2 separate regions of the Homo sapiens genome follow, and region 1 is linked to region 2. The links are chromatin contacts, found by Hi-C or POLR2A ChIA-PET in ENCODE. All regions are on one chromosome and are shown on one strand. The core of a region is the stretch at or near the end of the contact, and the rest is flanking DNA. Distances in the headings are between cores, read along the strand shown. Region 1 holds the start of ZMAT1 (zinc finger matrin-type 1). Region 2 holds the start of ARMCX4 (armadillo repeat containing X-linked 4).

What was found. Hi-C counts contacts between places; a loop is a spot of excess contacts on that map. ChIA-PET counts read pairs that join two places held with the same protein, here RNA polymerase II (POLR2A). Pooled maps may share reads with other maps.
Region 1: a pooled map shows a loop between it and region 2 (6-fold over the local background). The contact joins the promoter of ZMAT1 here to the promoter of ARMCX4 in region 2. A Hi-C loop is called at or near these places in 2 of 37 single-sample maps with no recorded cell type and 6 of 50 pooled maps. POLR2A ChIA-PET finds 5 or more read pairs at or near these places in 1 of 52 experiments (CD4-positive, alpha-beta T cell).

What each region holds. Positions count from the first base shown.
Region 1 is chrX:101,928,963-101,933,302 of GRCh38, forward strand. It overlaps ZMAT1 (zinc finger matrin-type 1), which reads right to left and starts at 3,065. Exons shown (of 6, transcript NM_001394560.1): 1 at 2,755-3,065. The coding sequence starts at 3,046. RefSeq lists an enhancer at 2,844-3,344.
Region 2 is chrX:101,483,511-101,487,985 of GRCh38, forward strand. It overlaps ARMCX4 (armadillo repeat containing X-linked 4), which reads left to right and starts at 1,946. Exons shown (of 6, transcript NM_001256155.3): 1 at 1,946-2,020; 2 at 2,513-2,582; 3 at 3,683-3,762; 4 at 4,098-4,181.

The sequences.
Region 1 (4,340 bases), core at 1,815-4,314, 450 kb after region 2:
TCATAATTCCCTTTACTGTGAATTCTGAGTGTATATGTGTCTTTTCAGATGGCATTTCTTTTCTTTCTTTGTTCTATTTCTAGGTTTACTGCTCAATGTCCCATTTGTAATCTTTGAAAGCTTCTAATATTCCGTTTGCTAGTTTCTAATCTCCATTGACATTTGTTCATTATCCACCCCAAGACAGATGAAATCCTCAAGAATAACAGCTACAGTTCAAAATGGATCAGCAAATGCTTTTCCAAACCACTTTTAATGATCCTATAAGGAGTGGATTTGCAATAACTGAATCTTGACAATTCTTTGACATCTTTTAGGGCAATCTCTTTAACTAGGACTTAAACAAGCAAAAGATATTGGCACACCACCAAGTAACATTTTCCTTTCTTCTCCTTTATCTGCCATCATAATTGACAACCATTTATGGCATATATATATATATTCTATATATAGAGAGAGATTATATATATATATATATATATATATATATATATACACACAGAGAGAGAGAGAGAGAGAGAGAGAGAGAGACACACAAATATTTTGAGGCCTAATAGTGTTTCGAACAGTGCAATATATAAAATGTTTGCCATTTGTTAAGTGAAAAGGTGAGAGAATTTTAGTTTGGACTGAATAGTGAATGAAGGATATATAGCTAAAATGAAATGGTAAGAGAGAATTTTTAGGTTAACAATTATATTTGGTTTTTCATATGCTAGTAAATTGTCTCAACACTAACTCAACATAGATCTCATTATTCATTGAATGTCAGGTGATAACTATCAGAAAAGGTTTCTTACGATTTATGAGTTATTGTTCTAGTGCACAGCCATGGAAATGTGATGGAAAGACTATCAATCAGAACAGCAAAATCATGGTTGATACTTTCAGATCTGAAATCAACCCTCGGAGTGTGGGGAGTTTTACTCCCTTATTTCAAAAATGTCAAAACCCAAATCGAGAGGGCATGGGGCCTGTTCAGGGTCACAAAGTCCAGTGAATTAATTAGCAGGTGAACCTATGTTAACTGCATCACACTCCTATGCCAGGGTGCTCCTCATTTTACTGCCTACAGCAATAACATAAGTAAGGTATTGCTCCTACTTTATGAAATTAGCTCTCTGAAAGCCTTTAATATTTGCATATATTAAAAGATACTGCAAACAAACCAGTTGCATCTCCAGGCAAAAAGCCATATTTTTTTTTCCACGAGATACTGGTCTTAAACCTTACTGTGAACAGACGATGAGAGCCAAATTGAATTGTGATCTTGATGCCTATAAAACTGCTCTTGCCTACTAGCTGGTTATGGACATAAAGGTTGATATAAATTTTTAAAATCCAGATTTCATGTTTCCATCCATTAAGGCTGATTGAAGACACTAAATGGAGTCTTTCAAAGGTTGACTTTAGTAAGAGAGTTGATAAATAAAACATTACAGTGTACTTCTAACTTCCATATTTAATAAGTGGCATTTATGTAATGTGCCTATACAAATATTGTAAGGGATTTTTTTTCTACTTTGCCATTCCTCCAAAGTGAAAGGTGTGAAAGGTTATGGAATAGCACACAGGGATATATCATTTAAGAATGTGAAGAAGAGATTATTTTTATGCGATAATTTTAATGGAGTATCTTCCTAAGAAAAAGGAACTTACTTTCCTCTATTTTGGTGTCCACAATCTTTCACTTTGGAGGCAAGTTAGCAACATAAGGTAACACAGCAAATTCTGGAAATTAATTACGAAATTTACATGGCAAAATGCTTTACTGGGATGCTCTGCAGTGGAATGGTCTCCACCAGCTAAGAACATTTCCCAAACTGCTTTAAAACACATTTCAATGGCAAATTTTACAGTTTGCTATTAGTAGGCTGTTTACAAGTATACAGAACTTTGTGTGAATACCGCTTATATTGATACAGTCAAGAAATATCTTTTTATGTTAGGAGTAATATGTGTTGGTAGGTACAACAGAACTTATTAAAGCCAAACCACCTTAAAGATGGACCTGTAAATCTTGCTTTACTAGGTCACATCCTCAAATAGCCAAAGAAAACTCTCCAAAGTGATTCCTGAAATCTGTACTTCTGCCACACTCTCTTCCTCTCTTTCCCTAGTAGAGTCCCCTCCACCAGACCTTACCTTCCTAAAATCCGACAGATCCTACTTTAAAGCTCAAGTATACACTTGTAACCTGCCCAAATTTCTAACGCCATCTCTCTGTAAATATTCTACTTCTAGTTTCTACACTGCAGGACGTTGAACACCAAAGGGGGTTTACTCCCCCTTATTTCTTCGGTATTTCCTCTTTTATCTCCGCCCCTTTCTCCATCGGTCCCCGTTCCCTTATCCTTGACCCTCTTGGCCCACAGCACTTCTATCTTGCCTCCTCTCTCTTCCAAATCACACCTCAGCTTCCTACAGCACACTAAGGTGTCCTGGCTGGGAGAGAAATTATGTGGTATTTTTTTTTCCCTTCAAACTCCTGCCTCATGAGTACCTGCAATTCTTTTGCCTGGGGGCCCCCATCCTTTACAGGTGGGAGAGGTAGGGAAGGCCCTCTCTGCTTCAGTCCATCTTGCACACTCGGGGCTAATACGGCGGGGCGGGGCGGGGCGAGCTTGGCCTTTACTGCGCCACGGCAGGTGGGGGTGGGGCAGTGGCGAACCGCGCCCAGCCCAATCTCGGACGGGCTGAAGAGAGGCAGCGAAGGAGATGGGGCCGCCCCCGCACCCCGGGACGGGAACTCACCTTCTCTGAGGCAAGGGCGGGTGTCTACTTTAAAACTACTGCCCCCCCTCCCCGCCGCCGCCATAGTGGAGCCGCCAAAGCCGCCGCCGCCGCCGTCGCCACAGCCACCGGCAGGCGGGCAGGCAGGGGCGGAGGTGGCGGAGGAGGCAGGAACAATTACTGCCGCCGCCGCCGCCGCCGCCGCCGCTGCCGCGCAGGCGGTGTAGGAGGAGGAGGAGGCGGCAGAGACGGTAGCTTCCTGAGGGGAAGACTCCGCCGCCAGCGGGGTGACTGTGCTCGGCGCCGCCGCCATCGCAGCGAGGCGCGCGGACAATTGCACTTGCGTCTCGATTCCGTTAAGCTCCTTTAGCCCCGCCTTCCGTTAGCCCCACCCCCTTTGTTCCTCTTTTTAACGCTTCAGCTCGAGCCTCGTTCTCGCTCCTCAGTCCACCAATCGGAGAGCTTTAAGCCCGCCGGCCGTTTCCCCCTCCCCCACTGCCTTGCGTCACCCCACCTCCCTTTGGAGGGGAAGCAACGACGGCCAAGGGCAAAGGGCAAAAAGCGCGGGATGTGAAAGCACGTGGGCCTCGCACAGTGAGGCTTCTTTGGAGATCTAATCTAAAACCAATTTAAGAGGAAAAAATGTCTGGAAACTATTGATCTCACCTCCAAAATATCTCTGAAATATATCTTCACCTGGCTTTTTTTTTCTCTTTCTTTTTTTTTTTTTTTTTTTTTTTTTTTGAGGGAGAGTCTCGCCCTGTAGCCCAGGCTGGAGTGCAGTGGTGCGATCTCACTCACTGCTACCTCTGCCTCCCGGGTCCTGGTTCAAGCAATTTTGCCTCAGTGTCCCGAGTAGCTGGGATTACAGGCATGTGCCACCATGCCCAGCTAATTTTTGTATTTTTAGTAGAGATGGGGTTTCACTATGTTAGCCAGGCTAGTCTTGAATTCCTGACCTCATGATCCACCTGTCTCGGCCTCCCAAAGTGCTGGGATTACAGGCGTGAGCCACCACGCCCGGCCCCTGGCTTTCTTAAAGCACTTAGTACAGAGAATAGAACAGAAGCTTTCATTCTGACACATTGTTTCCGTGGCCTCTTAAAGGACTGCCTATCTATCGATCTGCCCATCTTAATTACAATAACTTCCTGTGAATTCAGCACCCAATAGAAGTACTAGAATATTACTGATCACTTAAATCTCATCTTGTCCCCCCAACCTCTCCTCTCAAAGAGACCAATATCCTGATTTATATTTATTATTTCTTTGCATTTTAACATATATTCTTATCACATAGATATGTGCCTAAATAGTGTTGTTTAGTTTTGATTGTTTTCAATTTTCACAAATATTTATATCTTTTTCTAGGTAGCATTCTGGGACTTGTTTCTGCTTTTTTTTCCCTCAAGCAATACTCTTACCTCAGCCTCTGGAGTAGCTGGGATTACAGGAAGGAGCCACCATGCTTGGCCTGGGACTTGTTTCTTTCACGTAACATTCTAAGATTCATCTATGTTGTTGCTTGTAGCTGTAGTTATGCACTGTCGATGCTGTAGGATATCTCACCCTTTTCCTTATTGATGGGCACACCTCCTGGTGCCTTT
Region 2 (4,475 bases), core at 696-3,195:
TGCATTTCTTTGTTTGAGCATCTTTTCATATGTTTATTAGTAATCTATTTCTTTTCTGTGAACAAATCTGTTCATGTCTTTTGGCACATTTTTCTATTGGGTTGTTTATCATTTTACTAATGATCTGTAAGAGCTTTTAGATTATTACAAGTTAGCCTTTTGACAGTCAATGTTTATGGTTTTTTTTTTTTACTTTACCAAAGTTTAAAATTTGTATGCAATTAATTTATCAATATTTTCCTTTGGTGGAGAAAGTAAGTTCGTCACTTTCAATTGAGTTCTGAAAAGCCATTAGTAAGATTGTAAGGCACTAGGACTTCCTTTCTTGGCTCCTGAAAGGGCCTCCTCCACACAGGGGCCCCTCACAGTGGAGCCCCTCCCTCTGGGGTGTCCTATTTCAATGTTCTAAGAAAGAGGCTGCCTGGAGGGTCTATATTTGGAGTATGACTCCTCAGCGGGGACAGGTGGATGCGTGGGGACTAACTTCTGCATATTTGGTCCCTGAGTTTTGGGATTATTCTGAGGGGCTTGTATGGGAGGTGCAGTGAAGTTGTAACACAAGGCAGGACATGAAAAAACTTCTTTTTCTTGGCAATTGCTTGGGATCCTGTACATTGCCCTTCCACTTGTGAGGGAAAAAAATAATGACACGGACATCAGGTGTGTTGCAGTGATTCACAGTCATCCACAGACCCTCACCACCATCTCCACTGGAAAATATTGAACACTCGCCACTGCTAGGGTAGTATGTAGTACATGAATGGCAGACACCGGCGAGATCTCAAGTGTTACGACGGATGAAAATTCCACCTGTTAAGTCTCCTTTCCATCCAAGCTCTAGCAGTTGGTTGTTCCATGGGTGTGGTGAGGCTGATCTGATTACATGCTTATGTAAAATCCAAATAAAGCCCCTTGAATGGAAAACAGGTTAATTTGGGAAGTCACTAGTAAAGCAGGTTAATTTGGTAAGTCACTAGTAAAGCACTAGGCTCATCAGGAGTTGGGTCTTAAATATATCCTCTAGAAGTCTTCTCTGAAGAAGGTCTTAGACACCTGAAAAAAGATGCTGAGTTCAGCCAGAACTTCAAAAGTTACAAATCACCTGTGTAAAATTGTCAATATTAGAAAACGAAATGTCTTTCCAAAGATTAACTTATAGATCATATTGAATACGTGCTGGTTTTGTTTAGGACAATTTTGTATTTAAAATGTCAAGAATTACTAGTCAATTTTGAAAGCTGTAAAATAGTTTGCAGTAACAGAAGACATTTTAAAATGTGGCACAAAATAATGTAAACAAAAGAATGAGTCTTTTGTTATTTTTACACCCTGAATATTTTTTGTGTCAAATGAAAATGGCTATACTGTATTTTCTGATTACAATATTAGAAAAGAATGTCATATTAAAAGAAAAAAAAGGAACACGAAAAAGAAAATTAAAGCTCTACTTGCACCTTCTGCTTTCCTTCCTGATACCCCCTTCCACAGCCCATTTGGTGCAGGCATTGTACTTAGAGAGGGCAGGTCGTGTAGGGGGCGGGTGGGGAGTGCTGGTCTTATAGTCTAAGAGAGAAATAAGTGATTACTCAAAGAAGAAACATAAAAGGCCACAGCCAAGGGCCGGGAGTGGGTAGGGGGATGCAGACCCTCCCCTGTAACTGAAGATGGGTAAACTCCAACCACAAGGCGATGATGCCACTTGTGGGCCCTCAGATTGGAGAGGACGGAGATGAGTGACAACGCGTGCGCACTGGGGCACCGAGCACAGACCAGAGAACGGGGATGTCTGTGCGTGCGGAGTGGAGGAGGGGGGAGTTCCTGGTGACTGGCCGCCGGCCCTTGGTGGGTGGTAGGGGGTGCTGGGGAGGAGGGCGAGCTCGGCGGTGACGCGCGGTCCTCACGTGACCCGGAGCTGCAGAGCTACGCAGCCTTCGTTGCAGTCGTCACTCGCATCTGGCTACCAGCTCCCCGCTGCCCTGCGCTCGGCGGGCTGGCATCGGGCCCGGGGAAAGCGGAGCAGGTAAGGGCCCTGGGGCCCGCGCGCCCTGGCCAGGCCGGCAGAAGCTCACTGACCCCGGCAGCGGTTACGGGGCTTGAGGGGGCGGTGGTCTATGCTGCCTCAAGTTCGAGGAGCCTTTGCCTCTGATTCTCCCTAGCCCCCTTGCCCCCGCCTACATCTGTGCAGGCGAACCGTGGGCTTTGATTTGTGGGGAGATTGTCTCTGCCAGAGGGAAATACAGAGATTGAGATGCCCATCGCTCTAATCACTGGCCACACATGTCCGCTCGCTTCCTGCTCAATTTAGTGGAAGGGATGCGCCACGGTGGCGTTTGCAGAGAAAATGGTGGGCCTTAGAGACTGGACGGTGGGGTTGGTAAGGGTGGTGTCTCAGACTGTGGGGAGGGACGTTTGATAACCAGGTTCCTGAACCCGGAAAGGCGAGTATTGGGATCTATGTCCTGGGCTCTAGACCAACACTAAGTGGTTTTACTCTCTCCTGTCTGTCGGACAGTAGTTCGGTGTAGCACTGTTTGCGGCGAGGAGAAAGGAAGGAGAGGAGAAAACTGCACTGGATCAAGGAGGTTAGTGTGAGTACAGACACTATCTAAACCATTGGAGTTCCATATGAATTCTATGACAGGAACTTAGGTGCGGCTGTCTGAATGGGATGTGGGGTGGGGCTAGCTTGGGGACTTTCCCTAAACTGCATTTTACTTACCAAGCTTAGGACTTTTAAATTGTATGTTGAAGACCAATGAAGACAGCAAACTTTTCTACAGATGCTTTTATTTGCATTTCAGATAATATTGAGAAAAAGATAAATTATATTAAAGAATATTATTATTATTATTATTTTTTAGATAGCCTTTGGTGGGGAAGGATAGTGATTTTGTAGAAGCAAAAGGCTTCCCCTATAGCTTTTCTCTTCTGCTGGAGACTCCTAGAGATAGGTTGAAAGGGACGTGGACAGCAGTAGGTTGTGGTTCTAGAGTATGGGATCTGGGGTCTCCCATCTCTCCTGCCATCCTTCAGTTTTCCAGATCCCTCTACCTACCTGACCATCTTGGTGAAGGAAATGGTGGGCTTTTGGGGAAATCCCTAGAACCCTACAGGTGGTTTTAAAATAATTTGCCTTGTTGGGCCTAGTAGCTCTTGCCTGTAATCCCAGCACTTTGAGAGACCCAAGCAAGAGGATTGCTTGAGCTCAGGTGTTCAAGACCAGCCTGGGCAACATAGCGAGACTTCATCTCTACATATAATTTAAAAATTAGCTGGGTATGGTGGCACAGTCTGTAGTTCCTGCTACTTGGGAGGCTGAGGTGGGAGGATCTTTTGAGCCTGGGAGGTCGAGACTGTGGTGAGCCATGATCTTGCCACTGCAATCCAGCCTGGGTGACAGAGTGGGGCTCTGTCTCAAAATAAATAAAAAATAAAATAAATAAAATAAAATAAAATAAAATAAAATAACGTGCCTCTGTCTGTTGCCTTTTACTTTTCCTGCCTCCCTTTTCCATCCTTCCCATTTCAGTGCTGGGGAAGCCCCAGGCTTTTTTTTTTTTTTTTTTCTGCCAGCAAATGGGTCTCTAAATCCAGGCAGGCAGGTACAGGGACCTATGTCTTAGATGGTAAGTGTCACAAGTACTTAACATCCACTCTCTTCTTTTTCTCCATCTGTTCCAAGGTCTTCCCATAGGCCTGCAGTAGGGCTGTTTACCATTGGAAGCAAGGGAAAGAGGAGGAGATCAATCTAGAAGCATGGAGGTTGGTGTGAAGTGGGGGTAGTCTCTGGGGATGACAAGAGAGGGTGGGCATAGGAGGTGGGTGAGATTTAAGAGGGTCTCAGTGGAGTGCTGGATTGCCACAGTGCTGCCATGCCTCCTGTGGATTTCAGTGCAGGAAATGATAGGAATATGGGGGTAAGGGTGGGCTGGAGTATGACTGGGGGAAGACTTGATGGGGGGACCATGAGATGGTACACATTAGTATATAGAACCTGGGCTCTGGCGAGGCAGACATTGGGGTCAGGGATCAGGTTGCTTGTCTGTTCTACCAGGGACTCGGTTTCCATTACCTACTGTTTGTTTACTTGTCCATAGATCTGCCTGCATGTCTGCTGCAGGGCTTAAGATCACTGGAAGCAAAGAAACAAAGAGGAGATTGCTCCTGATCAGTATAGACTGGTAAGAGTGTGGGGACTGCCTGGGTAGACCTCTAGAGTGGGTTGGTGGAGACCAGTGTGCATCCAGTAAGGACCAGTGACCAGTCTGGAGGATGAGGATCCTCAGTCTCTCCTTTTCCAGCCACCTTTCCCACCATCCCTGTCATTTACTCCATACCCTCACCTTAATTCTGGTACAGGGAAAAGAGTGTGACAGTGTCTTAGGGAGTGGGGTGGACTGAGAAACGTAGAAAGGTAGTTTGCTAATAATATGTCTGTCCCATCAAGAACAAACTCTCTACTCCCATCTGTCCCT